Regions from separate parts of the Mus musculus genome. Here region 2 is linked to region 1. Evidence: chromatin loops called from intact Hi-C (ENCODE). Cell type or tissue: heart. All regions are shown on one strand. Links, peaks and the distances in the headings refer to the core of each region. The heading gives the core; the rest is flanking DNA. Region 1 holds the start of Zfp458 (zinc finger protein 458). Region 2 holds the start of Zfp455 (zinc finger protein 455).

Evidence for each region. A loop is a pair of places that touch in the nucleus more often than their neighbours do. Peaks named below come from ENCODE experiments on the same cell type or tissue, not always from the same donor. Only the 100,000 strongest peaks of a DNase experiment are listed, where the experiment ranks them.
Region 2: a loop joins it to region 1, with 2.5 times the contacts of the local background. A loop is called at or near these places in 3 of 42 quality-filtered maps.

The regions. Positions count from the first base shown.
Region 1 is chr13:67,263,118-67,273,860 of GRCm38, reverse strand. Zfp458 (zinc finger protein 458) reads left to right here and starts at 4,793. Exons shown (of 4, transcript NM_001001152.2): 1 at 4,793-4,830. The coding sequence starts at 4,825. In heart, for the core only: no CTCF peak of the experiment used is centred there; a DNase peak (open chromatin) is centred at 4,700; H3K4me3 peaks cover 1,266 bases; H3K27ac peaks cover 765 bases.
Region 2 is chr13:67,188,498-67,199,240 of GRCm38, reverse strand. It overlaps Zfp455 (zinc finger protein 455), which reads right to left and starts at 4,735. Exons shown (of 4, transcript NM_001048204.1): 1 at 4,647-4,735; 2 at 582-708; 3 at 1-92. The coding sequence starts at 4,652. It also overlaps the pseudogene Gm9626. In heart, for the core only: no CTCF peak of the experiment used is centred there; a DNase peak (open chromatin) is centred at 4,620; H3K4me3 peaks cover 967 bases; H3K27ac peaks cover 841 bases.

The DNA of each region.
Region 1 (10,743 bases), core at 1,068-9,067:
TCTGTTTCCACGATCTGTCCTTTGAAGAAAGTGGTGTGTTGAAGTCTCCCACTATTATTGTGTGAGGTGCAATGTATGCTTTGAGCTTTACTAAAGTGTCTCTAATGAATGTGGCTGCCCTTGCATTTGGTGCGTAGATATTCAGAATTGAGAGTTCCTCTTGGAGGATTTTACCTTTGATGAGTATGAAGTGTCCCTCCTTGTCTTTTTTGATAACTTTGGGTTGGAAGTCGATTTTATCCGATATTAAAATGGCTACTCCAGTTGTTTCTTCAGTCCATTTGCTTGGAAAATTGTTTTCCAGCCTTTCACTCTGAGGTAGTGTCTGTCTTTTTCCCTGAGATGGGTTTCCTGTAAGCAGCAGAATGTTGGGTCCTGTTTGTGTAGCCAGTCTGTTAGTCTATGTCTTTTTATTGGGGAATTGAGTCCATTGATATTAAGAGATATTAAGGAAAAATAATTGTTGCTCCCTTTTATTTTTGTTGTTAGAGTTGGCATTCTGTTCTTGTGGCTGTCTTCTTTTTGGTTTGTTGAATGATTACTTTCTTGGTTGTTCTAGGGCGTGATTTCCGTCCTTGTATTGCTTCTTTTCTGTTATTATCCTTTGAAGGGCTGGATTCGTGGAAAGATATTGTGTGAATTTGGTTTTGTCGTGGAATACTTTGGTTTCTCCATCTATGGTAATTGAGAGTTTGGCCGGGTATAGTAGCCTGGGCTGGCATTTGTGTTCTCTTAGTGTCTGTATAACATCTGTCCAGGCTCTTCTGGCTTTCATAGTCTCTGGTGAAAAGTCTGGTGTAATTCTGATAGGCCTTCCTTTATATGTTACTTGACCTTTCTCCCTTACTGCTTTTAATATTCTATCTTTATTTAGTGCATTTGTTGTTCTGATTATTATGTGTCGGGAGGAATTTCTTTTCTGGTCCAGTCTATTTGGAGTTCTGTAGGCTTCTTGTATGATCATGGGCATCTCTTTTTTTATGTTTGGGAAGTTTTCTTCTATTATTTTGTTGAAGATATTAGCTGGCCCTTTAAGTTGAAAATCTTCATTCTCATCAATTCCTATTATCCGTAGGTTTGGTCTTCTCATTGTGTCCTGGATTACCTGGATGTTTTGAGTTAGGATCCTTTTGCATTTTGTATTTTCTTTGACTGTTGTGTCGATGTTCTCTATGGAATCTTCTGCACCTGAGATTCTCTCTTCCATTTCTTGTATTCTGTTGCTGATGCTCGCATCTATGGTTCCAGATCTCTTTCCTAGGGTTTCTATCTCCAGCGTTGCCTCGCTTTGGGTTTTCTTTATTGTGTCTACTTCCCCTTTTAGTTCTAGTATGGTTTTGTTCATTTCCATCACCTGTTTGGATGTGTTTTCCTGTTTTTCTTTAATGATTTCTACCTGTTTGGCTGTGTTTTCCTGCTTTTCTTTAAGGGCCTGTAACTCTTTAGCAGTGCTCTCCTGTAATTCTTTAAGTGACTTATGAAAGTCCTTCTTGATGTCCTCTATCATCATCATGAGAAATGTTTTTAAATCTGGGTCTAGATTTTCGGTTGTGTTGGGGTGCCCAGGACTAGTTGGGGTAGGAGTGCTGCGTTCTGATGATGGTGAGTGGTCTTGATTTCTGTTAGTAGGATTCTTACGTTTGCCTTTCGCCATCTGGTAATCTCTGAAGCTAGCTGTTTTAGTTGTCACTGTTAAGAGCTTGTTCTTCAGGTGACTCTGTTAGCCTCTATGAGCAGACCTTGAGGGTAGCACTCTCCTTAGTTTCAGTGGGCAGAGTATTCTCTGCAGGCAAGCTCTCTTCTTGCAAGGCAGGTACCCAGATATCTGGTGTTCGAACCAGACTCCTGGCAGAAGTTGTGTTCCACTCACTAGAGGTCTTAGGATCACGTGTGGAATCCTGTGTGGGCCCTTGCGGGTGTCAGGTGACTCAGCTGGCAAGGTAGCCCGGGGCTCGAGTGGAGTGGAAGGGGTTTGTGCCCCAGATCAAGCCTGGGTAGTCTGCTTCCCTATGTACCGCCGTCTCAAGTTCCGCGCGATTGGATTGGGGCAGGCGCTGTGTTCCACTCACTAGAGGTCTTAGGGTCCCGTGGGGAGTCCCGTGTGGGCCCTTGCGGGTGTTGGGCAAGACTCTGCTGGCAAGGAAGCCCGGGGCTCGAGTCGAGCGGAAGGGACTTGTGGTGTTGTACTTCTATAGGCATCTCCTTCTTTAGGTTAGAAAAAATTTCTTCCATGATTTTCTTGAAAATATTTTTCTGAGATTGCTTTCTTATAGAACCCAAGACTACTAGCCCAGGGACGGCTCTCCCACCCTTGATCACTAATTGAGAAAATGCCTTACAGCTGGATCTCCTGGAAGTATTTTCTCAAAGGGGACTACTTTCTCTGTGATAACTCCAGCTTCTGTCAAGTTGACACACAGAACCAGCCAGTACAAACATCAAATTTGTTCAAACATGAGGCCTGAATATTTTTTTTTCATCAGTGTTTTCCAGATAGGGTTGTTCTGTGTAGTGCTGACATTCCTGAAATTCACTCAAAAGACCAAGCTGTTCTGAAGTACAGAGATCCAAGTCTCTCTGACCCATAACTGTTAGAATCAAAGAAATATACCACCATAGGCCCCATAAATACTTTTAATTATATATGTGTACATATATACATACATATATGTATATATACATACATTTTTGTTTATATGTATACACACACATATATAATTTTACTAGCAGTGTGTGTGTGTGCATGCATGCCTGCCTGTCTGTCTGTCTGTCTGTCTGTCTGTTTATGTCCCTGTGCTCCTCTCTTCTATATGAGCTTCATGATGTCAAAAGAGTTGGGCTGGTCCTCTAGAACTGTGCTTGTGAGCCACAATGTGAATGTTAGAAAACAAACTCATGCTCTGTAAGAATTTAATTACTCTCAACTACTGAACAATCTCTTTAGCTTACTGTAAGCATAGATTTTTAAAAGGAATTTGGCCACACATCACATTGAATGCAGAATGTTTCTATGGGAGAAACTTAAAGGATTAAGTGACTATAAAATGATAGTGTAGGCAATAAAGCTAAAACTTCCAACATGGTCTAAACAAGCATATAAGGCCTGAGAATCAGACTATGGTAAACTTTCTGTAAGTATGCCCGGGCCGCTAACACCATGCTGAATGAGGCTTTCTCTAGAGTCTGCATGTTCAGTTTGTGCCTACCTCCTTCTCTTGAATTAACCAATTTCACTAGGAGGAAATGGAAACTGCGGAACAGTTGAGGTTTCATCCTCACAGATCAGCTCCTCTCAGGTGAGTCAGTTCCCTCAGTCAGTACACTCACACATTGAAAGCCTAGCAGTACTTATGGTTGCTGGCAATGCCCTTCCCTGCAGCCTTCAGGAGTACAGACTAGTCATGAGTTCATTCTAAACAGACATGCCAATCAAGTGTCCAGGTGAATGTATTAGGGGTATTGTTTAATACTGCTTGATGACTCTAGTTTCTCTAAGAGGAGCTGTATCCCTGGCTTAGCACACTGCCTGGAATACAAGAATTGAATAGGAACTTCCCATAGTCTCTGCACTGAAACAGCTTCCTCATCAATCTGTATACATCGTGGAAGCATGAAGCCTTCCTTATAATGGGTGTGTACCTTTGTCTCAAACACAAACTGCCCAGCAATAAATCTTCCTAAGAAGAGATGGGCATTCTCAGTACTCCATGGTCCCAATGCAGCTTCTTTACTACACTGAGCTCACTTGACAATCGTAGGGACATATTTCTAACACCTTTGTATTCAAGGAGGAATCATCTCAGTGTTCTGCTTAGAAGTGAGGGAAGTTCAAGACAGATAACAAATATTTAAATCGTCTGAAACATGAATCATGGCGTGATCAGGAGAGAGGAAATTCTATAAGGAACATCAAAGGGAACAAGGGAAATCCTATAGTGCACAGTGTACCAAGAGTCAGTAGACTCACCAGTGTGATCCCAGGAGCTCTGCACCTCCTGCTGGGAGATGGGGAGGAGGAAAGCCTGTGCTCAGAGAACACCCGGTGGTGACTAGTTTTGATTTCCTGTTCTTCTTCTTTTTTTTTTTTTAATTATTATTTATTTATTATATGTAAGTACACTGTAGCTGTCTTCAGACACTCCAGAAGAGGGCGTCAGATCTCATTACAGATGGTTGTGAGCCACCATGTGGTTGCTGGGATTTGAACTCCAGACCTTTGGAAGAGCAGTCGGGTGCTCTTACCCACTGAGCCATCTCACCAGCCTGATTTCCTGTTCTTCTGTTTTAAGCACCTGAGATGCTGCATGTCAGGCGGGATCACCAAGCGTGGTTTCATTAAAGAAATGCACAGTCCTACATTACCGTCCTGCTTCCTTATTTTTAAGTAAAGCAGACCATGAAAGCATGATTTCCCATGTGTTAGTATGATTTCATAAGTAGGTTTGAGCTTTAAAATCACGTTTTAGCAGAAATAACTAGCATGATTAACATTACTGAGAAAGGCTCGACTCACAGGCTAACATCGCATGCTGAGACCACAGCACTTCAAAAAAGCCCGAATGCCCTGTGGCTGCCCATGTGCAGAAGACTGTTTCTTTCTAATTCCACTTGCTCACAGTAGGGCAGGTACCCAGGCAGTGCACAAAACCCATTTGGAGTGTTCCTGGAAGTCCTTTGCACTGACTTGTGGGAAATGTAGTCCCAACAATTATGACATCACCAGAAGGGGCTGTCAGTATTGAACTTCCGGGTTCGTTCTTAAACCTCGCTTCTCCCCCAAAGTTAGGGGACTGTCCTGCTCAGAACTGGGCTTGGATCTCTGACATGGAGGTTGGTGCAGGGAGCAACGCCGTCCTGCAGATCCAGAGGGACTGTGCAGGGTGGCGGGTCGGGCGCGGAGGGAGCTGACTCAGGCTGGTTGGGAGACAGGGGAAGCTGCTGACCTGGAGATGCTGTGCTGACCTAGGATGGGCCACTGCCCCCGGGAACAAGATTGAAGAGGAGAAGGTTGGAAAACAACAGGATGGCCAGGGCAATCTGGTTCTGCTGACTGCCTGTGCCTGAGATGCTGAAGGGAGCGCACTCAACTTTGCTGAAGAACATGCTCTGCCTAGCTGACCCGTGATCACATGGCTATAGTCAGATTCTCGGGATTTACAGAACTTCCTAAATTTCCTAGTGTGCTGGAACAGAAAGTCTTGTGAGGGCAACTGTTGTGTGGAATGTTAGTTCCTATTCCCTTGGAATGAATTGTTAGATTTATGGACGCCTCCGTTTGAATAGGAATTTCTAATAGACACCGCTGTGACCTGAATCATCACAATACATGGCTGTATAGCCACAGAATAATCTTGGAATTGGTATGAACCCGTGTTTGCACAATCCAAATAATTAACCTTTCTTTCCCCTTACCTCTGGTACGTGGGCTAGAGGGAAAGTTGAAGCGTTCAAGAACTCTAATTAAGTAAGTCTTGAAATTTCTAAGCCTACAGTATGATGTTTTCTAGTTCCATCCATTTGCCTGAAAAATTCTTGATATCCTTATTTTCAATAGCTGAGCAGTATTTCACTGTGTAAGTGAACCACATTTTCTTTATCCATTTGTTCATCGAGGGATATCTGTATTGTTTCCAGATTCTGGATATCATGAATGAAGTTGCTCTGAATGTAGTTGAGTAAGGTGCCTTGTAGTTTGGTGGAACATCTTTTGGGTATATGACCGTGGTATAGCTGGGTCTTGAGGTAGAACTATACCCAATTATCTGAGGAGCTGCCAAATTGATTTCTATAGTGGTTGTGCAACTTGACACTCCCTCCAGCAATGGAGGCGTGTTCTCCCTGATTCACATCCTTGCCAGCATGTGCTGTGGCTTGCGTTTTTGATTTTGGCCATTCTGCTGGGTGTAAAGTAGAATCTCAGTCACCTTGGTTTGCATTTTCCTGAAGGCTAAGAATGTTGGACCTTTTAAAGGTCTTTCTTGGCCATTAAAGATTCCTCTATTGAGGAATTCTCTGCTTAGCTCTTTAACCCATTTTTAAATTGGCTATTTGGGTTGTTGGTGTCTACCTTTTTGAGTTCATTATATTTTTTGGGTGTCACCCCCCCCACCCCCATGAGGCATAGGGTTGATGAAGATCTTTTCCCCTTCTGTAGGCTACCAATTTTTTCCTATTGACAGCGACCTTTGCCTTGCAGAAGCTTTTCAGTTTCATGAGGCCCCATTTATTAGTTACTGATCTTAGTGCCTGAGCTATTTGGTGTTCTGTTCAGGAGGTTGTCTCCTGTACCAGTGTGTTCAAGGCTACTTTATACTTCCTCTTGTATTAGACTTAGTGTATCTGGTTTTATGTTGAGGTCTTTGATCCATGTGGACTTGAGTTTTTGCAGGATAATAAATTGGATCTATTTACATTTTCTAGATGCAGACATCCAGTTAGACAGCTACCATTTGTTAAAGATGCTTTCTTTTTCCATTGGATGGTTTTTGTCTTCTTAGTAAAAAAAAAAAATCAATGTTCATAGGTGTATGGGTTTATTTCAGGATCTTGTATTTGATTCAGTTCATCAACCTCTCTGTTTCTGTACCAATATCATGCATTTGTGGTTGTTGTTTTATTTGTTTGTTTGTTTGTTTGTTTGTTTGTTTTACTATTCTGTGGTACAGCTTGAAATCAGGGATGGTCATTTTATTGTACAGGATTGTTTTAGGTATACAGTTTTGTTTTGTTTTTTCCATGTGAAGTTGAAAATTGTTTTTCCAAGGTCTGTTAAGAATTATGTTGTAGTTTTAATGGGAAGTGCATTGAATCTGTAGATTGCTTATGATAAGATGGCCATTTTTATTGTTAATCTTACTTATCCATGACCATGAGAAATCATTCCATCTTTTGATATCTTAGTTATATTCCTTTTTCAGAGAGTTGAAGTTCTTGTTTTACAGGTCTTTCAATTGCTTGGTTAGAGTTACACCAGGATATTTTATAATATTTGTGGATAGTGAGAAGGTAGTTGTTTCCCTAATTTCTTTGTCAGTCTGTTTACTGTTCATATAACTGAGGGCCACTGATTTTTTTTTTTTGAGCAGATTTTGTATCCAACCATTTTGCTGATGATGTTTATATGATGTAGGAGGTCTCTGGTAGAGTTTTGGGGGTCACTTGTGCATGCTATCATATCATCTGTGAATATCCATACTTTGATTTTTTTCTTTTCCAAATTATATCCCCTTCTTGTTGTTTTATGGCTTTTGCTAGAACTTTAAGTACTAGATTGAAGAGATGTGGGGAGATAGACAGCCTTGTCTTGTCCATGATTTTAATGGAGCTGCTTTAAGTTTCTCTCCATCTAATTTGATGTTGGCTATTGGCCTGCTGGATGTTGCTTTTCTTGTGTTTAGTTATGCACTTTGTATTCCTGATCTCTCTAAGGCTTTTAACATGAAGGGAAGTTGGATTTTTTCAAAGTTTTTTTTTCAGTATCTAAGGAGACTATTATGAAATATTTGCTTGTCTCAATTTGTTTATATGGTGGATTTAGTTGATGGGACTTCATATATTGAACCACTCCTGTGTTCCTGGGATAAAGTCTCGTTCATCAAGTTGGATGATATTTTTGATCTGTTCTTGGGTTTGGTTTGTGAGTATTTAATTGAGCATTTTTGCATCAATGTTCATAAATAAAGTTGGTCTGAAATAGTCTTTCTGTGTTGAGTCTTTGTGTGGTTTAGGTATCAGGGTGACCACTGTTAGGTTTGTCTAGATGAGCTGCAGGCAGGTAGGGAGTTGGAGTAAGAGCTCCAAGGTTCCCCTTTAAATCCATATTTATGTTCTTCCACTCCCCTAATTAGAGCTTCCCAGTTCTTCCCAGTTTCCCCCACGAGGTCATATGTACCTTCCATTCTGTCTCTTTATTTTCTTTTTAATTAATTTTTTTTTACGTATTCAATTTACATCCTACTCACTGCCCACTCCTGATTACCCACAATCCTCCCACACTCCCCTACCCTTCTCCTCTGAGTTGGTGGAGGTTCCCCGGGTTTGCTTCCCACCCTGGCACTTCAAGTCTTTGTGAGGCTAGGTGCTTCCCACTGAGCCCTAACAAGACAGCCCAGCTAGAAGACCATATCCCAGGTACAGGTAACAGGTTTGGGGTATCCCCCATTACAGTTGTTCAGGACCCATATGAAGTTCAAGCTACACATCTGCTATATATGTGCAGGGAGGACTAGGTCCACCCCATGTATGTTCTTTGCTTGTTGGTTCAGACTCTTAGAGCACCAAGGGTCCAGGTTAGTTGATTCCGTTGGTCTTCCTGTGGTGTTCCTATTCACTTCAGGGCCCTTCCTTCCTCCTATTCTTCCATAAGGGTCTCCAAGCTCCATCTACTCCTTGGCTATGGGTGTCTATCTGTCTGAGTCAGCTGCTGTGGACCCTCTCAGAGGACAGCGTGCTCCTGTCTCTATGGTTCAGGAGTCTGATGGAGGTAGAAGAGAGGTAAGGGGAGAATCCCATTCTCTCTCTTATGCTTCCAAACAGAATCTCTGCAGGGCTTCTTGGCCTTCATGACCATCCGTATAACAAGGCAGGGCAGGCAGGAAGACAGTTTGCCCAACTCATTAGCAGTTCTTTGTTTAAATGGGGAGGAGGGATTTGACCTACACTTGTTTTTTATAGGCATATTCATGCACAAGCACAATTGGATGAAAACTCTTCTGGTGATAATTACTTAAATCCTAAATGCACAATAAAGCATATGTAAATTTCCTAGAGAGACAGTGTTAGCTAAATACATATCATATGTGAATAAAAGGAGACTCATTGTCAAATCTATCAACATAGGTTTTATAGATGAAGTGGAAAAACAGTCTTAAAATGAATAAGAAAAACTAATAACAAGAAGCGTCTTGGAGGAGACACAGTGACAGTAGAGATTCTAGCCACAGTGATAGACTAAAGTTCAGCACACTAGCAATCTGTCCTAACCTTTGTCTGGGAAACCGGTTTTGCATTCCTTCCCTTGAAGAAACACCCCTCTAGTCCTACATTCTCGAGCACTTTTATCATAAAAACTTATTGGAGTACATTAAAGAATCTTCTGCTCCTGTTGAGATGATCATGAGATTTTTGTTTCTAATATTCTGTCATTTATTGCATATATTTACTTGCATATTATGAACCATCACTGTATTTAAGGGATAAAGCCAACTTGGTCATGGTCAATAATGTTTTTAACGTGTGTCTGTATTTTCTTTGCAAGTTTTTCTTCCCAATATATATTTTTGAGCAATTTGGTTCTGACTTCATTGTGGGTATTGGCTACTAAAGTTCTTTTGTTGTAGTTTTTGTTGGGTCTCTATCTGATTTTGGTATTAGAGTGATAATAGCTTCATAGAATTTGTTTGTAGGTGCATCTTCTGTTCATATATTTATCAAATGGTTGAAGAAGGACTAGTTGTAGATCTTTGAATGCCTCAGAGAATTGTTGTGAATCCGTCTGGGCACAGAATTTTTTTTTTTAGCTGGAACTATTTATTGTAATTTCAATCTCCCCATTTGATTCGAGTCTGTTTAGGGTGTTAATTTCTCCCACTTTAATTTTGTTTATTTATATGTAAAATATGCACAAGAATGAAAATAAAATCTCAAGAAAACTAAATCTCTGGGACTTGTTGAAGGCAGTCCTGTGGGTGAAGATTACAGCTCTAATTGCCTATGTGAAACTATGAGAAAGAACACAGAAAAATGATTGAATGATACAATGGAGAAATTTTGGATAAACAAGAACAAACATAATTCAAATCCTGTCAAAGTCAAAGAATAAAAAGAAAGAAAAACAAGCAACACAAAACAAACTAATGAGAAGGGAAATAATTGAAACAAGATCAAATAAAAATATTCAATTGATCACCAAATTCACAGAAGGTTCTTTAAGGAGATAAACAAGATTGAGGGACACTTGACCCAGCTAACCAAGAGAAGCAACCCAAATGATCAGGGTCAGAAATGAACAAGAAGACATTATAACAGATATAAAAAATAAAGATAAAAAATAAAACCCTGAAAATCATAAGGGACTGTTTTGAAAAACTGTCTTGTTTGAAAAAACCGAAAAGAAGTCACTCAGTTCTCTTTCTTGTAGACAACATGCACATTAGTTTGTTTCTTGATCCATTCTCCTGGCCTGTATCTTGAAAGGAGAACTGTGGGTATCACTTGTTCTGGTATGTAAGTGTTCATTGTCAGTGTGTTCCTTATTTTCAGTGTTGTTTATGTACTCAGTGGCCCTTTGTGTTTTAGTAATTTTGGCTTCCGATTCCTTTGTAGAGTCTCTTGGCTATGCTCATCTCTCTTCAGGCTAAAGTGTTGTTCTCTGTTTTTTCCATAGGTTTGATTTTAGAATACAATTCTTGTAATGTTCTTTATATTCTGGATAGCTTTTCTTCTTCCTTGAGGTACGGCAGAGAGTTGAGTGGTAAACAGCAGCTTAGGTTGGATGTCATAGCCTCTTTAGGACTTGGAATGCATTTCTCCAGGTTCTTTTGCCTTTCAGAGATCCAGCTGTTATCCTAGTAAATGTATTCTTTCACTTATAGATTTTATTATTCCATGAGTATTTTGTTTTCTGATCTTGTCCAATTAGTAATATATATTATATAAATAATATATAATTTAGATAAGATTAAGAAGTTATAGCCTTCTTGAAGATAATATTTAAGCCATTGCCTGGGGATTTTTCTCCCTCAT
Region 2 (10,743 bases), core at 963-8,962, 75 kb after region 1:
GTACACAGTGGCTGCTGCTTGTCTCTTCATATCCCAAGGCCCTTGTCTTTGCTCCAGAAATGTCACCAGGAATGGCTTAGAGACAGCAAGACCTGTTTGGAGAACAAGAGGTTAAGATTGATTAAGTGTTCTTTTACTCTCTCTTTCAGAACAGTGTTTATAAGGAAAGACATGATACAATAAATAACTGCAGACAATTAGTTCCTTCAAGGGTTTCTGACATGGACAGTAAAATACAGAAAGGAATGTACAATATCCTGATTCTGAGTTTCTTTAGAGGGAAAACATGAAACTGAATAGAGAAACAATTTCATTAACAAGTGTGGTCCACGCCTGATGCCGGTGCATTTCTAACAGTCCCACAAGAGCAAAGGAGGCATGCTTCCAACACAGACATTTCAAACACAGCGAGGAAAAACAATGACATGTTTCTTAGCTGTACAGCAACCTCCCTAATTTTTCTTCAAATGATGGATATGAAACTCGTTGTTGAAATACTTCCATGAGATATTGTACAAAGCAGGGAAGCTACATGTTGATGGTTGGGGTGAGATAGGAATTCTCTAAGATACAATGCTCACCCAGGAACACAAGGTGGCTGAAATTCTCCAGCATCACGTCCCTGTACAGATCCCACTGAGCAGGCTCCAGGCATTCCCACTCTTCTGGAGAGAAATCAATGGCCACATCCCAGAAGGACAACATTTCCTGAAATGAAGACCAATGAAAAATCCCACACCTGTAATTAATTAAAACCACTAATGAACTCACAGCAAACCTCTGGTTTTTACGTAGACCTCTGATGCTCATACTCAAACTGCTCCTGCTCCAGAAATATTCCCTGGCTATTATGTGCAGAAATTGTAGACATACCTATTGGGTCAGATCACAAGGTCATACATAGTCCTCTGCACTTTGGTAAGCTTCAGTTTTCTGCAGAGCTCTCTCTGATGCAGCCAGAAGCGCTTTGAACAGTAAGAGCTACACACTCATGTGTAGGAGCGCTTTGAACAGTAAGAGCTACACACTCATGTGTAGGAGCGCTTTGAACAGTAAGAGCTACACACTCATGTGTAGGAGCGCTTTGAACAGTAAGAGCTACACACTCATGTGTAGGAGAGCTTTGAACAGTAAGAGCTACACACTCATGTGTAGAAGCGCTTTGAACAGTAAGAGCTACACACTCATGTGTAGGAGTGCTTTGAACAGTAAGAGCTACACACTCATGTGTAGGTCTAAGGAAAAGCAATCAGAATGCAGTGAGAGCTTAGGATGCTTTAGTAACATGTCATTAGTATGTTCCCCTCTAAGGTTTCAACCTAACAAGTCACCTGCGGCAGCTTCTAAGCATGATGTAACTTCTATTGATGAGGCTTTAAGTCCCATTGGACAGCTCCTGCATATGTCAAGATATTGAGTGGCACTGTGGCATCTTTACAGCTGGAATGACATACAGGATATTGCTGTGGCCCACTGGTATAAGAGCTAAGCAGGGCTATTGATTGCTTCTCTCCCTTGGAACCTGGCAAAGCACCTTCAATGCGTATGGACAACTTGTCCCTCTTCAGATCTTCATGTCAGATCCAGCTGCAATGCCCTGAGTCTTGTGTCTGAAGTGCAAGGTGATTGCACCCTTGGGAGGAGGGAATAGCTATTGTCACAAGACTTTATAGGACAACTAAAATATATCCTCTTTAAAGAATGACCGCACAGAAAATAGCCTTTTGTCTAATGAGCAGAGTTCAGCAAAATGAAGAGGCCAGAAAATCTCCAAAACACCAGCAGAATGAAGCACTTTGGTGAACAGAAGATTCTCAAGGGAAAAGAAATTGAACTGTCTTGAAACCTTCTTTAAAGCTGGTAGAGAAGGGTCCTGTCTCTACAAGTAAGTGAGAACAAACGGATTACACCCTTTTCAACCACAGGATCACCAAGTCCGTGGGAAAACCAGCAATGTAGGGAATGGCAGGAGCCCAGAGCAGAGCAAAGATGAAAACAACTCTCTGTGAGAGAAACACAGCATGCTCACAATGGAGCTACCATGTCTTGAAATCATACAACTCAGGAAATGGAATAAAATGTGAAAAATATGAAAGACCAAATGTAATCATCTTTGTTTTCCCTCTGAAAAACATTCCTTATATAACGATGATTTATTTTTAAAATAAATAACACATTTGTTCCATACATTAGGCCTCTAGATGTATTTTTGGATTTTAGTAGTCTGTATATTGTTTATGTGTCTTCTTAAAGCACCAGTAGGTGGAGTGTATTCAGTAAAGGATGGAATAGAGAATATGAAAGAACTGATCAGGCAAGCAGACACAGCTGTTAACTCATTATATGTCACCTTACTTGAAAAAGACTATGGAGGACTCTGTGAAGACAGAGAGTTTCTTTTCTTTTTTTTTTTTTTTTGGTTTTTTCGAGACAGGGTTTCTCTGTGTAGCCCTGGCTGTCCTGAAACTCACTTTGTAGACCAGGCTGGCCTCGAACTCAGAAATCCACCTGCCTCTGCCTCCCAAGTGCTGGGATTAAAGGTGTGTGCCACCACGCCCGGCTAACAGAGAGTTTCATAACAGAAAATGACAATGTATTGAGGATCTGCACTGCTCAGGTTTATTACTTGTATATGTGTTTGACAAATGTTCAAATCATGTAACTTCTCTTCATGGCCTCTGACATACACATGCAGATCAGCAGGATCTGACTGTCATCACCAAACACACCTCCTCTCCAGTTTTCCAGATATGACATGTCTAACACAGCAAGGTTCATACATGAGTTGTACAGACAAGTAACTCCTTCCCTCATACTAACATTAAGAGGCCTGGGAGATCAGGGGGACAACTACACACCAAGGGGACCTGGACTTAAACCTGTGCAAGAGGACGGCATCCCACACTAGCAGTTTCCTTTACTGGTTGCAGACAGCAGTACCCATGTGAGGGACAGTGGAGGACGTGGGCTTGTTCCAGCTAACTGTAAGAAGCATTTGCAAGCAGCTAAACCTCTGGGACAGGAACACAGGAAGATATCCCAGAAAAAGAGGCAGAAAATGACACATGAACATAAACTACAGTAGCCTGCATCATTCAAGAACTGCAGAAAGGCAATGAAGAAATGATGGAGTCTCTGCCTAGATATGGACGGAGCAAACTGGAAGAATTCAGGGAAGACCAGAAGAAAGCATCCTCAGGTCATGGCAGAATCTAACACAAACTTAACTATCCAAAAGGAGTGAACATTCACTGTCAATAGGAAGAATAATCAAGCAAGGGAAAGAGGAGAGTCCTTCCTCACACAGTAAATCCAAACAAATAGTCACCCAAATGTACCATCTTTAACAAGAGCATGTTAGTGAAAACAAAGTTTGAATCCCACATGGATTGGGTCGGCAGAAGGGAAGCATGTGTACTTTGTAAGACACCAAAGTGTTGATTGCAGGGGTTTTCCACGGCTCTCACTGGAAGACATGGAATGAATCATAGAGAGTATTTCTCACGTCCATCAAGCATGATTAAATGTTTTCTGACACAGACTGAGGTAGCCTACATTGGCCTTGAATTTGCTATCAAGCAGGGGTTGACCAGAGGGTCCTGCCCCTCCCCCTCACAAATACAGAGATGACAGGAATGTGCCTCACAGTAGGCTCAAGTGTCTTTCTATCACAGGTCTGTTTACTTTAAGTCACAAGAATACACACAGGTCTGTGAGCTCTTCCTTACCCTGCTGACCTGACACAAAAGCCTGGCCCCCTAAAACAAGGCCACGCGAGATTTTCACCAGATACTAATACCCTGCTCATAAACGTTCTCAGGTTCAAGGCCTGATCAAGGCACGTTGACATAATCATAGTGTGCCAAGCAGACATTGTGTCTTATTTACAATTATTCAACCCTACTTTATGAACAGGAAACCTATCCAAGGTTTAAGGAAACCCAGCCCTCAAGGTAAAACCAGGTGGCAGGTTGCCTGCTTTGCTGACTTCCCTCTGTGTATCCACTACATGTGTTTCCTCACCTATAGTCAAAGACTCTCAGTGACCTCCCATCCTGGCAGATCTCTCTGCTCTGTTCCAGATTTTCCCATCTATGACCTGTTGGGACTTGGATTTTTATTCTCTCTTAATTCCTTAACTGATAGGGAAAATGAACATAATCAGGACCGTAGGAGGAGGCCAGGTACAGAGGATAGTGGGGCCAGGTACCCCATTTGCTCTAAAGGTACTGACTGGGGCATCTGACAGCATCCACCTGAGAATGGGGCAGCTAGGGGAGCATGCTTCCCAGCAAAGCTGTCAAAGAGTTCCCAGCACTGCCTCAGGTGCAAGTAGTCATCTCACCATCACTAGCTTGCAATCCTGACCCCTGCTACCAGTCTGTTCCTATGTCCAAGACACCCTGCGGTGTCCTATGAAAACCCTCACCTCAGACACAATCCCAATCGCCCCATTCCTGGTCCAGAACTGCAACCTCACGTGACCCAGCCAGATCAGCACAACAAATCCCAACAGCTTCTTTTCTTCCGTTCTCCCTCCAAGCCCAGGTCCGCTCAGTCCCCACCTTCCCCACACCCACTCTCCCCGCCTTTTCCCAGCCCGATGCTTGCACAAAGCCCCAGGCTGTGCTGTTTCATGAACCAACCTCCATGACAGAGACAACAGGCGTGTACAGCCGTTCAGGACTCTCGCAAAAACTTTGAGGAAGGCACAATGTACAAAACGAAAGCTAAAGTGGGATTGCCTGGATGGCTCCTCGTGATGGCACAGTTGCTTGGACTACATATCCCAGAAGTCTTTGCGAAGCTATTCCTGGAACTGAATGTGGTCTTTCCCTGGTCTTAGATTTGTAGCCTTCTCTCTGTTTTCTTTACTATTATACTATGGTAGGTACTATGGTAGGTACTTGGCCTACTTTAAAGCGCTCGACTCTAATGTAGACTCTGTCATAATACTCAGTATTGCAAATAAATAAATAATACTTGTTCCTTTGCAATTACACTCTGCATGAGACATACATGGATCAGATTCCACATCATGAAAAACAGTTTTGTGTAAATATTAGGATGTATATACTGTGGTTAGTTGGTCAGGGACACATTGAGAGTATAGATCATTTAACAAAGTTAAAACTTTAAAATGTTAATATATATTTAAGAAATTCCTTTTTAGTGGGAGCTGTACTACAATTTTAACGGTCTCCAATGGTTGTTCACAAACACAGGTACACATAAGCCACTGGGTATGTTTGCCCGTTGTTGATGTTGTTGTTCCTTCCCCTGCTCAGATTACACTTGGGAGGACACAGCTCCTGAGGTCACACTGGTATGTGTACTGGCCACTGGCCCATTATCCATTGTTAGAATTCTCTCTGCAGAGGTCTGATCTTTCTTACTCAATTTCCTTTCCCTGCTCTGATCTACAAGTGTTCCTATGTGACAATATTTTGAAAGTCAAAGCATCTGCCCTGAACTAACCTCAGTTTCTCAAAATCAGGACAGAGAAATGATTATTTCAAAAACAAATCAGAAATATCAAATAAGTTTATTGGAATTTGACAATCAAATACGTTAAAAAAAAACACCATACTCTGTAACCTGGAAGCCTCTGAGAGTTTCACTTTCATCTGTTTCTAAGAAAGACAATTCACTTCTCAACATGCCCATAGACTTTAATAGTCCCAAGACAGTCAAAGCCCAAAGTCTCTTGATGTTGTAATTCAATCAATTGCTTATTTCAAAGTGCTTACAAGATTACTCCTTCAACCTACCATGGACCAGTGGAAACCTGCCTTTTCCAAAAGGAGGAATAGTGACCAGGCAGGGAAGGATAAGAATAAGTTCGAGAGGAATGTGCTGTGAAAACCTAACCCCTACATCATCATATGCATTGGGTCTGTGGTTGCTGAATCATTTGGATGTCAAAGAACAGTGTCAACCTAAACTTCATCTGTGTGTTCTAAAGCACAGACATCCCCTTTCTAGATGTTGCTATGTTTCTAACATGAGGCTATGGTGGGGTTCCAAGTCCACTTAGCTGTCACCTGCATGTTTTATGAAGTGTGATCCCACCAAGATATTAGGAAGGACAGTATACACCCTACCAGTTACATGGTGAAGCATTTCTCTTAGCATGGCTGCAAAGCTCCATGCTGACCTACAGGATGCACCTCAGAGCCTCCACAACTAGTACAACATATACAGTGCTGTCCAGTTCTGCTTTCATCTAGGTTAGTATCAGGCCCCAAGAGAGTTTCCTTTGTCGCTGTGTTCTGAACCTGGAGAGCTTTCCTGAAAGTGTAGTTATGAGCATAAAGTCCCCACAATGGGCTTTCCAATGAAATCAAAATTTCAAATGAAATTCCACTTCCACAAGGCAGAGACTTCCATGGATGTGCTCTTGTCACAGAGGAGATTTAATGTTGGCTCTGGACAAAGTACCAGGATTGCCCATCTCTATAACAAGAATAGGGGATCTCACAATGTCTATAACTTTAGATTCACTGAGGTTGTAGAATGAGAATAGTACCCTACAGCCTCATACAACTGATGCTTCGGTCTCAGTTGGTGGGAAATATTTGTGAAAGAGTGGGAGGTGTGACCTTGTCACAAGAAAATGTCACTAGGCTTTTTCATTACACAATAGCATGCAGTTTCCAGTTATCTGTATGTGCTCCAGTGTGGATCAAAGAGTAAGCTGTCTGCTCCTACACAGGACCATGACTGCCTGCTTGCTGCCATGTTCCCTGAAGTGGAATGACTTCTCAGCTCTTCAACCACCAGCAGGAAATCAAACTGCTTTATGTGTTTCCACCACAATGAATAAGACACTCCATTCTGTGATTTTTCCAGTGAAGAACAGAAGAAGAGTCTGCTCCCATCAGACCAGGGTGTAATGACAGACGTAGGAAAGATTCCACCCAAGACTCTATCATGAATCAAGAGTTTACTAGTTTTGCTGACAGGCATTTGATTGAGAGATAGCACAGGAATACAGGTGGCTCAAGGCAGCGACATGTGACTGGATTCTGGGTAAGAACTCAGGAAAGTTGCATGCCTGCAGACGATTCTTGTCTTGTAGGATGCTGCAGTGATAACAGGGTTCTCAGCCTCTATAGTCCTTAATGTTTATATCAGCTTCATCAGTGAGACTCCTGTGAGTCTTGTAAAGAACTCTGAATTCCCCATGCCTACTCACAAGCTTACTTTCTTAAGGCTAATGAAGCCCACCTCCAAAATGTGATGTTTCCTTGGAATGGAAACTGATGTTGGTCAAGTCAAAAGCACATTCATGAGTGAGAGACCAATGAATGCTTCTGTTCGGCACTGCCCTTACCGTCGAAGGACTACTGCTAAAGTGTAGAGACACACATATGTAGAGACGATCTTCTTTCCTAGATGATCTACCAGAAAAAAATCTCATAAGAAACATTAACAGAAAATTTCTCCTGCATGATTCATGAACTCATCATGTGAACAGTCAATAATTCTAGGTTCCTGAGTCTGAAAATCATCAACACTTGAATAACCTTATCAGATATTGGTGTCTGGAAGTGAGTTTCAGAGATAATTATCTTCCCTGTCGTATATTGCTTTGGAACACAGTCTTTAGATGAACCTGGTCGATGGTAGTCTGTATTCCCCATAGGTCAATCTGGACATGAGGTAGTTCTTAAATATCAAAGTTCCATCTTATCCTGGCTCCATTCATGTTCACTTGAACACTGCCCAGCCCTCTACTCTCCTTCCACAATTACATGGATTCTGTTGTTCATAAACCATGTTTTAAGGCTTGCAGGACAAGCAATTTTCAATATCAGCCTCTGCTTTCTGTCCCCAGACACCTTCTTTCCAGTCTCAATTTCTCTCTACAGTTTATACATTATTTATTCTGTTACTTCCAAAAACATCATGTACTAGCCACACTGAAGTTTCCCACTTTCCTCACTAACAATCATTTTTTTGTGGCTATCCTCTCAGTTGGATATTTGTGTATGTATCACTGTTATACATGAGACTGTATCTTCACTTGTAGATCTATAACATCATGTCAGTTTCTTCTTTGTTTAAAGACAGAAATAATCATTTCCTTAACCATACCTACTCTATCAAAAATGGAGGGACACAAAATCTGTCACTGACAATCATGAATCAAGAGTTGACTAGTGTTGGTAGTTCAATTTGTATCTTAGTAGGTGTAGCAGAAGTTCCATGTGTTCATTAACGTGTTCTAACTCCCAGGGTAGTCACAGTAGGACTGCATGCCTCTTTCAGTTTCCATGATCACTCAGAATATGCTGCCTCCTCTCTTACAATACTCTCTTTGAGGAAAAATAAATTAAAAAAAAAAGCCTAAGAAGACATTGTGTGTTCAAGAACGACTAAGAGGGTGCCTTTGTCAAACAAAGTTAACTATGATTTAAATCTTGATATAAAGTAATCTGCAAGTGATTCAAAATGAGGATAAGAGAGGTCTTCTGTCTGAAACTCTCCATAAAATTCCACCATTACCAGGGCCACCTCTGAAAAATTCTGTGATATGCTGTGAACATATATTTAATAAGGACCATGACAAATGACTATATGCAGTATAAATTATAAAAACTGTCTTGTGTGTTCTATACATTTACCAGGAATCTTTCAGGCTAAGATGACTAACAGTATGTATGCAAGTAGTGCTAACTTTTACACTACTCTCCATGTGTAACTTGGATTCATCCTTCTTTTATTAAGATAATGCCATGCCATATTCCCACTCTCATGTCCTTGGGTCAGCTCACACACATCTCTTCCACCAGGGCCAGCTCTATTGTGCAGTCCAGGTATGGTGCAGAGCCCATTCTCCTGAGTGCTGCAGCCTGTGAGATGTAGGGCCAGTTCACCTACTGCCATGACACCAGTGCCAGATCTCCTGACTGCCAAAGGGAGTAAGGGATATCACCCCTGCACCCATGTCACCTCAAGGAAGAGACTTCCTACAGACAGTAGCTCTGAAAAACGACCCTTATAGAACGAATGTATATTCATAAAGGATATTTCCATTTGTAATGACATCTCCCTCTGTATCCCGAGAAAACTTTCCTAGGTAGGTCTACACAAACTGCAGATATGGAGAATACAATGACCCAGATATACATACTAGGAGGTATTGCCGTGTCAGAGGAAATGTATTACTGTGGAGGTCAGGCTTTGAGGACATACAGATGTTCAAACTCACATGGTGTGGAATCTAGCCCCCTGGTTGCCTTCTGATCAAGATGTAGAACTCTATGTTCTTCCAGCACATCTGCCTACACACTGCCATGTGACCTGCCATGATGATAATGGGCTAACGCTCTGAAACTACAAGCCAGCACCAATTAAATGTTTTCCTTTATAAGAGTTGCTATGGTCATGGTGCCTCTTCCTAGCCAAAAAAAAAAAAAAAAAAAAAAACCCAAGACACACAATAAACCTAATATTTGTTCAAGAGGACTTGCTGACAAAATCTTAGTTCATAATTTTTTAAATGGAGCCAGCCTTTGTACACACCAGCCTTCCTTTGCTATTACAATGAATGAGAATCAGCTGGAACTTATATTTACTCATCTTTGGATCTCCAATGTAACCATGTTTACATATTTGTAACCTCTTTGTTTCTACAGAAGTCAACTATAGGAGGTATGTGATGTGTTGTCCCTTTACCTTTTTACCCACCAATTTCATTTGACTGGTGTACTCCTTTGCTAATTTTAGAATGAGGCATAACCAGTAAGCAAAGTACAATGATCACCATTACATAGAAGGAAGGGGAGGGAGGGCAGTGAGGCCACTGTTCAACCTTTTGCTCTTCTACTCATGGCAAAGCCATGTGGAAGATACAAGATGAGTGTAGTTGCATCTCATCTATGGGGAACCATTCTACTCTCTTCTCCAATGTTACACGGATGAAGGGCTCCTTAGTTGTCAGCATCTGAGCCCTTCTGGGAGACTTCTCACCACTCTGTAAACTTTATTACAGCCAGAATCATGAGCTATAATCACTGTTGAAATAGGTCAAGTTTACATATGTCCAAAACCAACAGGGTTTAAATTGATACTTATTGGGGGAGAATCTGACACATGTATAATGTGTTTTATTCAAACATCCTCCATGTTCCTTCACCTCAAATTACTGCTTACCCCCACTTTTTTATGCTAAAGAACAGACTTTATTATTTTCCCAAAACACTTAAATAGCCCATGGCATAGTAATTTAGGTCACAATATAAATGACATATAAAGTCAGGTCCCCCAACTCTCCCATGGCTGTTTTAAACTCTGTCTTGGGTAGGGAGGCTTTAAAATGTCCACCCTTTAAATGACCTTTATTGAAGTTATCAACAAACCACAAAGCGAAAGTCACTTTGGAAAAAATCTTAATGTAAAAGAAATCACAAGTCCTGGGCCGGTATAAAGGAAAAAGCTTCATTGCTTCATTTGCCATCTATGTTCTGTCGGCAGGAAAGCCTCAAACTCTTCTGTAATTTTAAATTGTCCTAAATTTAATATTGCAACTTCTCCAAAGTGCCTCCATTAAAAACTGCAACTCAGGCGGAAAGAGGGAGACATGTGAGCAGGGACCTCTGGCTGCAGGTCACCGAGTCAGTACAGTGCAGAAATGGCAAGCAAGACTCTTCATGACCAAAGCAAGGCTTACAAGAAGTGGAGGGCGTAGCCTACAGGCCTCCACTTCCATCAGATGGCCAGAGGTGAGCTGAGGCA